Regions from separate parts of the Mus musculus genome. Here regions 1 and 3 are each linked to region 2. The links are chromatin loops, found by intact Hi-C in ENCODE. Cell type or tissue: heart. All regions are shown on one strand.

Region 1 (5,000 bases), 480 kb before region 2:
CCCCACTGTGTCCTTTCTGGGAAAGAGGGAAGTGATCAGGGACAAGGAACATGGTGGAAGAGGTGGACTGTGGGGGACAGACAGTGGAGGGATGAGAGGGGGTGGAAGGGACTGTGACGGGTGGACTATGGAGGATGGATAGTGGCGGAGTGGGCTGGACATGGAGCAGATGGAAGTTCCTCCACTGAGCCATCCCTCCAGCCCTGGACCTTCCATCTGCTCCATGTCCAGCCCACTCTGCCACATTTTGAGTGGCTTGGAATAGACCTCGTTTGGGTAAGTGTGTGTGTAGCAGAAGCTAAACCCAGGGTTCAACCCCAAGCCTCGTATAAACCAGACATGGTGGAAAATGCCTGCAATCCTGGCATGGCGAGGAAGCCGTGAGAAGATCAAGAGTTCAGGGTACCCACAGCTACATGCTGTGTTCAGTACCAGTGTGGGCTGTATGAGACCTTGTCTCAAAAAAGGGAAGATGACCTTTGAATGGGGGGGGGGGCGGGGGTGAGGCAGTAAGAGTAAGAGGCACCTAAATTTGAGGTGAATCTTGACTATAGAGTAAGACTCTTAAGAGGAAGAAAGAAAGAAAGAAAGAAAGAAAGAAAGAAAGAAAGAAAGAAAGAAAGAAAGAAAGAAAGGAAGGAAGGAAGGAAGGAAGGAAGGAAGGAAGAAAGAAAGAAAGAAAGAAAGAAAGAAAGAAAGAAAGAAAGAAAGAAAGAAAGAAAGAAAGAAAACAGAGAAAGAAAGGAAATAAGATGGAAATCAGAATGGAACCGGGTGCTGTTTTGACGCCACGTTGCTAGTGTGGGCTACACAGGCAGGCTCTCCATCTGCCCATGCCTGTGTGTTGGTTTGGTTCTCACAGCATTTCTGTGGGTTGAAAATGCAGTAAGAGGAAATGCTCATCCAAGGACGGAAGTGGACTTCAGTCCCAGGATGAGAGGACTTGGTTGCAATTTTGTTTGATTGTTGCGATTTTGCATTGTCAAAAAAAAAAAAAAAAAAAAAAAGGAAGAAGAAGAAGCTAGGACGTGAGACCGTGTTGGTAGCAACAGGTATGACAAGTGCCCCTGAGTCTAATTAGCCAAGGGCTTCTTGCTACTAGCTAGCATCTTATGTTTACTTCCAGAGCCACGGAAAAAGGAAGTTTTATCCCCACTCTAGATAAACCTCCTGAGTTACAGATACATAGTCAGTCATCCTGCCTGGCTGAGCCACTGTGTGGCTTCCAGCCCTCCCTATAACTCTAATCTGTGCTTTACAAAGGGAAACACCGAGTGTAAACCTGGAAGATAATTTGTAGTGAAAGTGAGACTGGACCTGCTTAGCTGGGTTGTTGTGTGAATTGATGCTGGTGGCTATGACGCCAGTAGAGTTCAGAGCGAAGTATGAGGCTGGGGGCATGGACATGCGATGGGAAGTTGGGCAAACTGGAACCATAGGAGCTTGTTCAGTATATAGCAGGATGGTGGCCTGGAAGCTTGCGCCAGACCAGACACAAAGACATAGGCATGGAGTCAAGGAGCTAGAGCAAGGAGCCCTGGAAACTGAAATATGAAGATGGGGTGAAGCTGAGAGTATGGGACACGGGGGGAGGCTACAAGACTGGAGCTACAGCCAAGGGGCTCCTTTCCTAGCAAGTTTGTGCTCTGGGAAGCGCAGCTCTGCAACGGTAAGGACAGAGAAACGAAAGCAAATGAGCAGATAATAAGCTCAGTTACCACAGCAGCCCTTGGTGCCAAGGTAACACTGCGAGGGGGTGGAGCAGCAGCATGCTGCCTTCTCTGGAGGAGGAAGCACACGGTCTCAGGTTGGAGTCTTAGGTTAGGTTTTCTCAAAGCAGGCCATGGGATGAAGAGTCTCACAGAACTGATGGATTGATGGCCAGCTCTCAGGAACACCATCAGGCTCCTGAGATGAAACCAGAGGATGTCATGGTGGGCAGTTGCAGTCCACTTCCAGGGGGCGCTGTGGAGTCAAATTGCCCTATGGAAGTTGCTATGTCTTGAGGCAAGGGGAGGGTGCTACATCTGTAGTCCAGAAAACCACCTCCTTACAAGGCAAAGGCCCAAAGGTCTCTGTGCGAGTCTCCTCCAGTCAACAAGAACAACCCTGAGGATGTGTGCACCCACAGCAAGGGGTGAATAGAGGCCTGTGCCCTAAATGGTGTCAGTTCTCTTGTTCAGGAACTTGCTGCTTGCGCAAGTCCTAACCCTCAGCACCATGAGTCTTCATTCCTCTGTATACTGCCTTCTATCCAGATTCTATGCTTGTCCACTCTTTCCACTTCCTCCTCCTCCTCCTCCTCCTCCTCCTCCTCCTCCTCCTCCTCCTCCTCCTCCTCCTCTTCTTTCTCCTCTTCTTCTTTCTCCTCCTCTTCTTTCTCCTCTTCCTCTTCCTCTTCTTCCTCCTCCTCTTCTTCCTCCTTCTCTTCCTCCTCCTCCTCTCCTTCCTCCTCCTCCTTATTTCCCATGTATCTAAACTGTCCTTTCCCATGCAGGACCTTTCTTACATGAGAGCAAAAGCCAGGCCACAACACTTGGCACATGCTTAGAGAATAGCATTAGAATATATTGCTTTTAGTTAGGCATGATGGTTGCGCATACCTCTAATTGCAGTGCTCAGGAGGCTGAGGCAGGAGGATTGAGATTTGAAGCCAGTCTGGGCTACACAGTGAGACCCTTTCTCAAACGACTAAGCTAAACTATTGCTTTTATTGCATTTTTTTCTAACGTGTTTATGTTCCTAACAAACCTTGAGATCTTGAAGGGCAGAAAAATCTTTATTATTCATTTATGCACAACCAAGCCGCGTCCTGTGCACCTGGCGTATATTTAAAATAGATGCCAAATAAGAATTTGTTGAACATAGGAATGAAGGCCCTATGACCATGGGATACAGAAAAGTAAAGGGGCCCCCTGCTTCCTATAGAGGGTGCTACGTGCCTGAGAGACTTAGGGTGACAGTTCAAGTTGTCTGCTCCCCTTTGTATGAGACAGTAGAAATCCCCAGTTGAGTTCGACTCTTCAGGGGGATTTGAAATACATTCACCAAAGAAAAATGAAACCCAAGCAAAGATACCCTTGTATGGGCTGTTTGCAGAAGACATCTAACTCCTTCGTGAGCACATCACCTTGTACCTGTGTCCTGCCAATGGACCATGTTGCCTGGTGAACACCTAGGACAACTGGCCACTTGCCTAGATTATCGAAGACATGTGCCTGTAATCAGTGGGCTTCTAGATTTGCAAAGTTGGGAAGGAGGGAGCTTTGGGGTGAGAGGCACAGGGAATATCTGTGACTCTGTACTGCTGGGTGGGGGAGGAACAGGAATATTAAGGCGCTTGGCTAAAGCTGTTTACTCTTCCTAAACGTGAGAAAAATGTATAAAACTAAGTTTTGTTGAGTTAGAACTGTCCAACAAGGTGCTCCGTTTTGAGAGAACATTTAGTGTGCTTTGGAATGTGTCTTGGCATGGTATCAAGGCGGGGCATTTTCATCTCCTGACAGTCCTCTCCAGCCCCTTTGCAGTCAGCCCCTGGCTTTGACCCTTAGTTTGTAGGGGTCTACCTTCTGCCACTGTAAGTCAGTCCCCCCCACCCTACCCTCACCCGGGTGTTTCTTCTGTGTTTCCCCACTTAGCATGCGACTTGGAGATTCAGCCCCTTTGTGTGCTCACCTTGTTTACACCGTGGAGTACTATTGCAAGGTGGCCTCTCCACTCCTGCTTCAGTTCCCTAGTCTGGGGCTGTGATGGACAAAGTTGCTGGGAACATTTGTGCAGAGATCCCTGTGTGGCCTTCTTCTTGGGTTCTTGGGTACGTAAGTATGTAGGTGAGGGCTTACTCTCCTCGGCGCAGACTCCCTGGGTTGCACCGTGTTAGCCTTTATAAGAATTAGTCAAACTACTTTTCAGAATGATCAAAGCACTTTGTTTTCTGAACAGCATGGCAAAGGCTCAAGCTGTGGAGCCTGGCTCTACACTATGGTTCCTTCACCTATTGGGATGACCTGTGCCTGGGATATCTGGTTTCTAGAAGACTAGCCCAGGAAGCTTGCTATGGCACAGACTCTGAGCCCTGCCCTCACTGTCTGTTCAGTGGCTCAAGAAGAAACCTGAAATTTGCAGCACTGGGGCACCAGTAGTCCACAGAACACTCTTGGAGAAACTACTGTGCAGTTCACTAGATATTTTATTTTCCAGAGGAAGAAAAAAAAATCCCCCCAAGTAGGGACATCTGGTATTCTAACAGGGAAATGGCTGCAGTTAACAAATGCCAACATCTGGCTGAGCCAGCTGTTTCTGTCTTACCATTATCTATGGATGCTCTGAATATGCAGAGACAAATGACGTGGGGTGGTGGATTGCGTCCAACTCTTTCTGAAGTGACTTTGAAATGTGTGTTTATTCTTACTTTCTCCTAATATTGCGTTCCAAGAATATATGTCAAGCAAACAGAGAGAGCATGTTTTCTGATAAAAGAAATTCAAGAATCGCCGTGAATCGGCTTTGGCTCTCTCTATGATCCACTGACTCAGAACACTGAGACACACTGTGAAAAGGGATGTGGGTGGTTCTCTGATGCTTTGTGTGTGCAGATATGTAGAGCAGGTGTCAGGATGGGGGGGGGGCTCCTCCCACCTGGAAGCTGCACTTATGTAAAACTCCAGGCTTACCCCCCCCCCAAAAAAACCCATCTGAGAGCTGTCGGAAGAGGTCATTGATTCAGTGTCTCCCCAGGACAAGGGAGAATGATCAACTGTCTGGGCTCTAAAGCTTTTTAGGAAAAAAACAAAAGCAAAGTACAACTTGTTTTAATGGTGGCTTCCTTAGGATTAAGTGTGGTGGGTAGAGGCAATGTGGCCTCAGAGTGGAACCAGAGCTAGCCGCTCTGTTTACTGTTACTGGTTGTGTCTGGGCTAGGTCTGCATGCAAAAAGCCCAGCCAGTGGCCTCCCCTCCTCCCCTCCATCCCTCCTCCCCTCCATCCCTCCTCCCCTCCAT
Region 2 (5,000 bases):
AAAAGAATGAAAGATGTGGTACGCTGGGCACTTGAGGAATTAAGAGACATAAAATAACATTAAGCTGGAGTAACGTGTGAAGGCGCCAGCCAGGAGCCAGAGTCTAAAGCACCAGCTGAATCTAAATGAGATGGAAGGCAGTTTCTAGGAACGACCTGGGAAGGGAACCGAAGAGCTTTGGAAGTGATCACAAGAAATGTGGGAGGGTGATGATGCCAGGAGTCGGTGAGAGATGTGAAGAGCCACTGGGAAAGGCAGTTTGTCAGTCAGTAAATCATCACTCCCTGAGCCATGTACCAAGCCTTGGGGATGGCGCTGTTGCCATAGTCTATGAGCATGGAAGATGACCCCCACAGACCTTAAATGCCAGCCCTCGGGGGCTGTGTCCTACATGTAATGCCAACTAGATTTCCCCAGAGATTCTTACAACAGCAGTCACTTGACCTTCCCCTGCAAGTCCGGCCCCGCAGAGACTTGCCCAACAATGGTGTGAACCATGAAGGTTTGACCCTGAAGCACAGACTCCGTGACAACAAAGCCAGGAGCGTGAAAAGGCAAAGCAGGAGAAGAAACACTAGGGCTGACTGGAGGAGAGTGGGCAAGGGCTCAGGAAGTGGCCTGCTCAGCAGCACAGCAAACACAAGAAACACTAGGGCTGACTAGAGGAGAGTGGGCCAGGGCTCAGGGAATGGCCTGCTCAGCAGCACAAGCAAACACAAGGACCGGAGTTCAACTCCCAGAACCCCATGAAATGCCAAACATGGCGTGGCAACTTGTGCCTGTTGTCTCAGTGCTGGGGAGACTGGGACAGGAGGCTCCTGGGGCTCTCTGGCTGGCTGGCCTAGCTGAATTGATGAATAACAAGCTCAGTGAAACACCCTGTCTAAAGGGATGATGAGCAATTGAAAAAGACACTGGATATTATACACACACACACACACACACACACCTACAGGCATGCAAACGCATGCACAACCACAAACATGCACACACAGGCACATGCAAACACATTCATGAATGCACAAGCACAATAGGTACAAATTTACACAAGCCTGTGTGTACCCACGGACACATGGGCACACATGCTCCCCAGCTTGGAGAACATTTAATAAATGCGATCTTACTGTCTTTTCACCCTGACCCTGGGCTTCTGAGGAGCACATGCTGACAGGTGTATTTGCTATGGGCACACATGAGAATGGAGCTCTCCTCCATAAACCAAAGGCATGTTTAGCTGTGTTGATGTTTAATTCACCAGTGGTATTTGGTCTCACATTTATTAGACTGAGGGATTACCCTGGGTTTGTAAACTAAATAACCAATCTCAGGAGCTGGTCTTAATTGACTTCCATCCCTCACACATCTTTTTTGGACCTCCTGTTTGAAATTTTGTTTGGAATTTTCAAGCCGAATTTTTCTTGCTAAGCATTCTTTCTCGAGAATCTAGTGGGATCCTCCTCAAAAACAGATCTTAAAGGGCAAGGAATCATATTTGAAAGCAAATTTAATTACCTTTAACTTTTGAAAGTTTCCCAACAAAGCTTGTCTAATTCTCTGACAAGTCCTGGTATCTGTAAATGGGACTGACCAAAAACCAATATTAAAAACAAAAGCAAACAAAAAAAGAAAGAAAAAAAAAAAAACCACAAACTCCCATTCAAGTGTGAAGAGCAAGAAACTATTGCATGAATGTCATCTGCTTGTCTCCCCTGAAGTAAGCCATCCCCTAGCCTTCAGTTGTCCACCTAAGAGTGGACCCATTCCTTAACCCATGCCAGAGACTTAAAAAACAGCTGGTGTCAGCCCCAGGCTTCCTTCTTGGTGGGCTCTGTACCTCTGCCAGGGACCAAAAGTAGATGAGCTGCTGACATCTGCTGGTTGCTTGGCAGAGCAGAGCGTAGGCTCTTTGAAGGGCTTTCTGCTGATTCCTGCTAGCTCCACCTGATTCCTGGAGGCTCCCCCACCAACTAATTCAGTGGGAAGGATCAAATGCAAAGCAAGAAATGTGGGACACTTCTCAAACCCCAGGAAGATGCATGTGGGCCAACAGAAGGAGAAGCAGCCTTCCCTCAAGGCTCACGGTCCTTCTAGGATTTAGAAGGCTTAGATTTGATCTCAACCACAGTGGCCAATGCTGAAACATTAAGGGCACGAGAATGCCTTCTGATTTTCCGTGGACTTGAAAACACTCTACTCTGTCTGGTTGTTCTTTGCCTCACAGATATTTCTCACAAGTTCTCCATTTGTTGGAGATCATAAAGTGGAGAATATTTTCAAGCCCCCTAGAGACTTTTATTTTTTTCTCCTGTCACATGGTGTCCAACCAGGAGTTAGTGCAACCCATGTGATGCCAGATCTTTGCTGGTGAAAATTCTTAGCCTACCTTTGGGGGAAGATGTAGGCTCCCTGCTGTAGATAGGACAAAGGGATCCCCTGTCCCCCAAGGGATGACTGATGCCTGGCAACAAACAACTGATTCCAGAGTATTAGGGACACTTTTTTTGCAAACACAATGGAAATTGGTCGTTATAGTAAAACATTTTATTTTTATAAATGTTTTATTTCTTCCTAGCAGTTAGCACCAAAAAACACACTTGATTTGTTCTCTTGGGTTTCATCTATTTACTCCTCCTGGAGATGTGAATCCTTCCTCCAGAGCATAGAACAGAGGGCTTGCCAGCCTGTCCGCCAGACTGTTGTTCCCAGGAGATGAAACTCAGCTACAAAGTAAAGGTCTGAAAAAGTTACAGAATGCAGCAACTTCCCGCTACAGCGCCCCAGATGGTCTCTGCAGGTGCTTTTCCAAGAGAACCCTGGAAAGCACACAGAAGCGTCCTGTCCAGTGACCCCGTGGAAGCTTTGTGAAGGAGACATGCAGGGCCACCCTGCCACTTCCAGCGGTTCCTGAAAGTAAGCTGGTGTGAGTAGAGGTGAGAGCCCTTCTAACTGTCCCCAGGCAGAAATGCCCATGGGCAAGGCTGTGTGTGCTCTCAGTGCTTGATCCCTGCCCGGGTATGTGAGCGTCTGTAGGGCCTGATGAAATGCGCTAGGCAACTTTCCCTACGCCTCTAGCTAAATGGCTTCCTGAGGAAATGAGAAATGGGCCTGGGGTGGATGGGAAAGAATGAAGAATTCCAGTAAAGAACTAAAAAGAGAGAGAGAGAGAGAGAGAGAGAGAGAGAGAGAAAGAAGAGAAGAGAAGAGAAGAGAAGAGAAGAGGAGAGGAGAGGAGAGGAGAGGAGAGGAGAGGAGAGGAGAGGAGAGGAGAGGAGAGGAGAGGAGAGGAGAGGAGAGGAGAGGAGAGGAGAGGAGAGGAGAGGAGAGGAGAGAAGAGAAAAGAACTTTTGTCTTTGGAACGGGGATTGTCAGATCTGAAACTCCAGGATCACCAATGATTAGAAATATAAGAAGCCATTTTTTTTATTTAAAAAAAAAAAAAGAAAGAAAGAAATAGAAGAGAAAGAAAAGTCCATGGCTCTGAAATTGCCGAGTAAATGCTTAGAAAGTAACAGTTTGGAAGGGAGGGGTTGGGGACACTTGGCACAGAGGGCTCAGAACCTGAGGTGCCTGACTCTGGACTCAACCCAAGCAGGGCAGTCACTTTCTGGCATCCATTAATGTAGTTTATGGTTAAATTACTGGACCCCATGTGGACTGAATGGGCCTCTTTATCTCTGAACAAACAGAGAAGGAAAGAGAATCTTCCCCCACGTCTGGCCCTGTCTGTATTTGTGGACCACACTGTGGGTTTTTCCATCCAGCTGTCAATCTTCCCTTGTTGTGGTTTTGGGGGCGGGGGAAGAGAAAAGGTTCAGAAGCCAGGAGGAGAGACCTGGCTGAGGAGCAGGTCAGAGTCAACTCCACTCTAGTGGGACAGATCATCAGGTGAAGTATGATGGTCAGGCTTCTCTTGAAGAATGAGAGAATTGGGAGCCTCGGGGATTCTGTACTTGCACGGTTCCCATCATAAGACGCACCCCAACTTCACCTCGCTTCCCACAGCAGTGCACAGGATTGTCCTATCATGCACTGCCCCTCATCCAAAACCCTATGGGTCTCAAATGCCATCAATGGTCGCAGGCTCAGCTGGCACAGAAAGCCTTCACAAAATGTCTTTTGCACACAGCAGCAAAGCCAATCAATGACATTGATCGGTTTGATTTTGAAGGTGCCTCTGTGCCCTTAAAGGAAGACCAGATCTTTAAATGCTAAGGCAAAACAGAACGGCCCGTAAGCTACACAAAGGCTTATGAAAACACATCAAGATTTTATGGAAAATAAACTTTCCACGATCTAGTTAGAGCTACAAAAGAATCCTTTAAAGAAATCGCCTGACAATGTCACAGCCACGACTCTGACATGTTGGCTGTTGAAAGAGCTCCCGGGCAGTCTTCTCAGGAGGCCTGGAACATGCCTAGGACGAGGGTTTTTCTTGTTCTGTTTTTCTGTTTGCTCAGGGTACCTTGTGGCGAAAAGCAAAAGCGTTTGTGCCAGCCAGCCCTGAGTTAGACTTCCATGTCCATTACACATTAATATGTAACCTTGAGCGGATGGCAAATGGTCCCCATGCCTCACTTTCTTCATCTATGCCTGGGGACGAAAAGTCGGTAGCACAGAGAGTTTCTATGAAGATAAAATTATGCCTAACAGGGTGCCCACCGCACAGCCATTTCTTTTGAGTGGCTGCAGTTGGTATCAAGGACAGAAAAACAATAGCATCTCCTGGGCTGGCTACAGGCAGTGTACAGCTCTAAGCTCTTGGCTTCCGTGACTCCTTTTACTGAGACTCCGGTGGGGTGGCCTGGGAGATAGGTTAGGGGGTAAAGCGCTTGCTGTGCAAGCAGCAGGACCTGAGTGCAGATCCCAGAACCCAGATAAACACAATGGTATGTCCCTGCCATGCCATGCCAGCCCTGGGCACGGGGGGGAGTCAGGGATCTCTGAGGCTTGCTGGCCAGCCAGGTCAGCTGGAGCAGTTTCAGTAAGAAGCCATGTGGCAA
Region 3 (5,000 bases), 83 kb before region 2:
AAATCTATTTGACAAAGTGGCACTCTGGCCAGTTTATCTTGTAATATGGCTTTAGCTCACTGAGTCTATTGATTTTCTTAAATTAATGTTTACAGAATGCTACTGAATTTTGCTCAACAGAACATTGTTCTTTTGTAGCTTTGTTTTAAAATAAAAGGGGGGTGGGGGGAAGACGAGACTATTATGCCATATGTTCTTTTGCTTAAACCAAGGAAACACAGCCCCCTCCCACTCCATGTGTGCATGTGTATTTTTGCTTTAAAAAAAAATTCCTAAGAGTATTTATTCTTCAGATGTTTAAGTAGCTAAATGTGTAGCTAGGAGATAGGTTCACTCTTGGGACCCCGCATTACTCAAGTATTAAAGTAATTGAATCCTCCAAGGGGCCTGAAAGTTGAATGCCCCCTGCAGCATCAGAGGGAGGGAAGGGGGATTTAGGCCTAATTTTAGTTGTTGTGAAAACCTCCCTTTAGTGTGATTCTGGAGGCTGCCCCCGCCTGCACACAGGTAGAGAGAGCATCCAGGACATCCTAATCACATTTACATGCCAGTTGGCCCTTTCTCTCTCTATCACACCCCAAACACAAACACACAAACACACACACACACACACACATGCACACAACCCTCCCTCTGTCTCACACATACACACACACACAAACTCACACACACATGCACGCACACACACAAAACAGGACGCCTTACTCTTAGATCACGGTGCTCAGGGCTAATACATACTCAGACTGTAAAGATGACTCAAAACTGTCTCTTCCCAAGAAAGAACACACTTCCATTCAGCCCCTGACATTACAGAAGGTGAGACTTTGAGTCCCAGTTATGAAATAAGCAAAATAAAATACAAAGCATCTTTCTCCCATGTGTGGACCCAGCCAATAATGTCACCCAAGCAGACTCAAAACCAGGCTCTGCGCATGCTCATTAACCATGGGAAGACGCTTCCCAGGAGGCAGAACTGTGCTCTGAAGTTTCTGTCCACTCTGAGAAGGGTGAGAGAATCCCACAATTCACCAATAGCATCCAAACCTCCCAGTCTTCTGAAAGGCAGGGGAGTCTGGGCTGTCCACACAGCACAACCGCATGCATGGGTGGCATCGTGTGGCCATATTTCATAGGTCCATGATTTCTTGATTCTGCTCCTGGCTGGAGTTAGGGTGACCAAGAAAGAGGCAAGGAGCAACCATACGGTCTCTGTATCTGTTATGGCTGATAGTCTCTGTGAAGAGTACAGCCCCATCTGAGCTCATCCATCTAAGCCCACTCTTGAGCAGTACAGGTCCCCAGCTTACGCCACTGCAGTCAGGAGACAGGCCTCTCCTTGATCAATATTTACTTAACAAACAGCAGGGATGGGCGAGTTTGTTTAGAGGAGTCATGTGCCCACCAGGGTGAAAGGCTCGGAAAGAACTTCAGCGTTGGTCTCTTTCATGGGACCTTTGTGTCCCAGGCATGCCCGTGTTGGGGAGATAGATGCCCTTCTTCCTCTGAACTCTTCCAAAGACGTTCAGAAGTCGTCTGGGAAATGCTTTGGTGTCTCTGCTTGGTGAACTGTCGTGTTCATACATATGGAGGGTTCACGCTGTGTGTTTAGTTTTGAAGAACATTTTAGAGTCTGATTTTTCTCAGCACATCTCTGTGCAGGTTACACATTATGGAAAGGGCCCAAAGATTAATTAAGAGTAACTGTAACATTTTATATATGGATATATATATATGGAAACATACTTACATGTGTGTGTAAAATATATAAAAATATATAATTATATAAGCCCCCCCCAAAAGGCTTTGCAGATTTTCCGAGATGCCTAGCCAGCCCTGTGCCTCAGATGTATTTAACTCTCCTCTTAAATATGAATTCAGCGGTGCCCCCGAAGTTGAGACCACTTTTCTTTCAACTTGCAATTGTTTGCCAGCTCCAGTCCCTGTGACTCAGAGGCATCTGCGGCTAGTTCGAGGGGTTTTGTTTCAGTCAATGGGGAGGGTCTGGGGATGCTGGGGGTGGGGGAGTTATTTATTTATTTGATTTGGTGAGTCCCGGAGTTGTAAAAAGCTGTCTGAAATATTCATGCAGAGCGGTCTGAGAAGCCGGGTTTCTGTTTTATTTACTGCACAGTAGAACAACCACAGCGGATTAGTTCTACAATACCCGTAACAAAAGCCCAACAGCTGATGCATGTGATGTTAGGAGGTGACAAAACAGTTAAAGTATGCTGCTGGCTATGGGCAAGCCAGTCAGCAGATGCAGACAAAAGGCCTGTGACAGGAATAACTCTCTCCAAGGCGAGCAGTGAAGAGTATCCAAAATACCAGCACCCTTTTCTCCTTGACATTGTCTTCTCGAAGTCAGCATTTTATTGCCCTTTTATAGTATTAAAAAAAAAAAAGTGGGGAAGGAGAAAGAAAGAAAACCCACACACGAACGGATTCACCAGAACGCAAGCAGGGGCTCTCCTTTCTCCCCTCTCAGCCACTCCTGTCAACCTTATACGCGTCTTCCGTTTACATGTTGAAGTTTGGGGTGGGGGCTGGGGATTAGCTTACAAGACAACGTGTCCAAAACATCTTCCTTACAAAGACTGGGACCTGGTGATAGGCTGAAGCGGCCATTGGGCGGTGGTTCTTGGGGTTCTTGGGGCTGCAGGGGCGGGAGGGGGCAATGCTTGGCTTGTTTTCTATCCATTTCAGTAAAGATGATTCCATTGGTGAGCTGAGGCCAGTGGGCCAGTTTTTGAAGGGGATCAAGAATGGAGGACTGTCCACTGGGACCTGAGCAAAGGGCAGGGTTATGGTCCCCCCTCCTCCCCTACAAGAGGCTAGTGAGTGAGCTGACCGATGCTTCAGAGGTGTGAAAAATCAGCTTCCCTGTCTCCAGAAAATAGGAGAGACTGTCTTCTTTTTAACCTTTGTAATTCCCCCCTCTATTCTCTGTGACATTCATTCAGCTGCCAAGAGCGTTTGGCAAGGTTTGGGCCAGCGAGCACACTTCCAGTGACCGCTAACCTTGGTATGTCCTGACACTTATGATGAGTGTCTGCAGGACACAGAAGGCAGGCAGCCTGCTATGTCAGGCTTTCATTATGGACTGCAGAGACTGGGGACGGCCAGTTTAATAAAACAAATCACCCTTGAAGGTAAAGCAACTGGGAAGAGGAGGAGGAAGACAGGAGGGGGATGTCTTTGCCACTCAATCCTATGAGAGAGAGAGAGAGAGAGAGAGAGAGAGAGAGAGAGAGAGAGAGAGCACAAAACACCCCCCCCCAGCCAGCCAGTCCACTGCATGTGTGTGCTGCCCAGCTGTGTACTGCGCAGATGTAAACTCTTTTCTTCCATCCTTCAGGAACCCACAAGCCCCCGCTCACTCTGATCAATCAGTAAACGAGAGCAGACAATCAGGATGGAGTTGGTAGATGCTTGTTGGTCATCTCCCCTCAGAGTAGCCAGTGTATTCAAGTACCTCATCATGAGTCTGTCTTCTAAATGTCAAGGCAAGACTATTTGGGGTGAGGCTCCTAGGCTGGGATGCCTTTTTATCAGAGCAAAGTTTCCACTGTCCCCTCCTGAAGAACTCTGGCCAGCCAGCTCCCACAATAGCCTCCTAGGTCTGCCAAAGACTTTGGAAGCCTTTTGTTTTTCCCCTGTGGCATGTCCAAAGGCCTGGCCTCCCCCCTCCCCCGCCCCCGGCCGCCTGCATTGTCTTGCATTCCAGTGACTTGATTGACTGTTGCACCTGATGCTGAGGAGACTCAAGGGTTCACTGTAGAGATTGTTGGGTTCTATTAAAAGAAACCCAGATAAGGGATTACTTGTCACTAAGGGCTTCTCTGCAGATGTTTATTAGTGATTGGAAAGCCATTAGGTGTGAGGAGGTGCCTAAAATATGGGCAATGTCATGATCCTAATCCTGAACCCCGATGCGCCCCCCCAAACATCAGGAAGATGCTGCCTTCCTCAGGTAAATGAAGGTGGAGAGGGGTTCTGAAGAGAGAGCTGAGGCTCTGTTTTCATGAGTGAGATCTCTACCTGTGGGTGGAACACCTCAGCATTCTCTCAGAATAGCCATTGTTACCCCACACTGACCTCTGGAGCCACCATCAAAACAGGAGCTGCTCCAGTATCGGAGGAGCTCCAAGAAGCCTTTTACCCGACACGGTCCTCTGAGTGTGCACTGCCCAGAGCAAGCAGAAAGTTAGCAAGCTGCTTCATCTTGCACAAAGAGGACCCTATTCCCAATAACCAAACCAGCAGCCAGTAACTCTCTTAACCCATTTTATTTACATTGACATTACTGGCTCCCCACACATGGTTTTCCTCAGTTATAGAGACACAGCTGGTCGGGAACTGGTTGCCTGGTCAACCGGCCTTTTATAGAAAGGACTGGATCCTCGCTGCACCCAGGAAGGAAGAAGCAGGAGGATCACACATTCAAGGAAATCTTCTCTGACTACATGCTGAGTTCAAGGCCAGCCAGAGCTACATGAGACCCTGGGTCAGAAAGCAAGGAAGGAAGGAAGGGAGGAAGGGAGAGAGAGGGAGAGGGAGGGAGGGAGGGAGGGAGGAAGAGAGAGAGGGAGGGAGGGAGGGAGAGAGGGAGGGAGGGAGGGAGAGAGGGAGGGAGGGAGGGAGGGAGAGAGAGAGAGAGAGAGAGAGAGAGAGAGAGAGAGAGAGAGAGAGAGAGAGAGAGAGAGAGAATGTAAACTAAATCTAAATAAGTAGTGGAAAAGCATGCAGAGCCCAGCATGTTTTGTCAGAAAGATGTCTTAGTTCACTGGTATCTTTATTTTATGATTTCTCATAGATTTTTTTCATCCATAAAATGTTTTCTAAGATTTGTGTTACTTAAAACTATATCTTTTCATTAATTTGCTTCTTTGAGGCTTTTTGTTTTTTGATTTGTTTTGTTGTAGTGGTACTGAGGATTAAACCTCATGCAGGCCAGGCAAATACCGCACCACTGAGCTGTACCCAGCTCTGGGTTTCTTTCC

What was found. Hi-C counts contacts between places; a loop is a spot of excess contacts. Peaks named below come from ENCODE experiments on the same cell type or tissue, not always from the same donor. Only the 100,000 strongest peaks of a DNase experiment are listed, where the experiment ranks them.
Region 1: a loop joins it to region 2, with 6 times the contacts of the local background. A loop is called at or near these places in 3 of 42 quality-filtered maps.
Region 3: a loop joins it to region 2, with 2.9 times the contacts of the local background. A loop is called at or near these places in 4 of 42 quality-filtered maps.

The regions. Positions count from the first base shown.
Region 1 is chr1:190,527,255-190,532,254 of GRCm38, reverse strand. No RefSeq gene overlaps it. Among named protein-coding and RNA genes, the nearest start is that of Gm30815, 64 kb to the right of the region's middle. In heart, a CTCF peak has its summit at 2,934; no DNase peak of the experiment used is centred here; H3K27ac peaks cover 167 bases.
Region 2 is chr1:190,042,864-190,047,863 of GRCm38, reverse strand. Gm39736 (a long non-coding RNA gene) reads left to right here and starts at 2,714. Exons shown (of 2, transcript XR_865850.3): 1 at 2,714-2,930. In heart, a CTCF peak has its summit at 1,885 (motif pointing left); no DNase peak of the experiment used is centred here; H3K27ac peaks cover 1,398 bases.
Region 3 is chr1:190,126,076-190,131,075 of GRCm38, reverse strand. All of the region lies in intron 4 of Prox1 (prospero homeobox 1), which reads left to right. Among named protein-coding and RNA genes, the nearest start is that of Prox1os, 42 kb to the left of the region's middle. In heart, no CTCF peak of the experiment used is centred here; DNase peaks (open chromatin) are centred at 2,165 and 2,985; H3K27ac peaks cover 4,305 bases.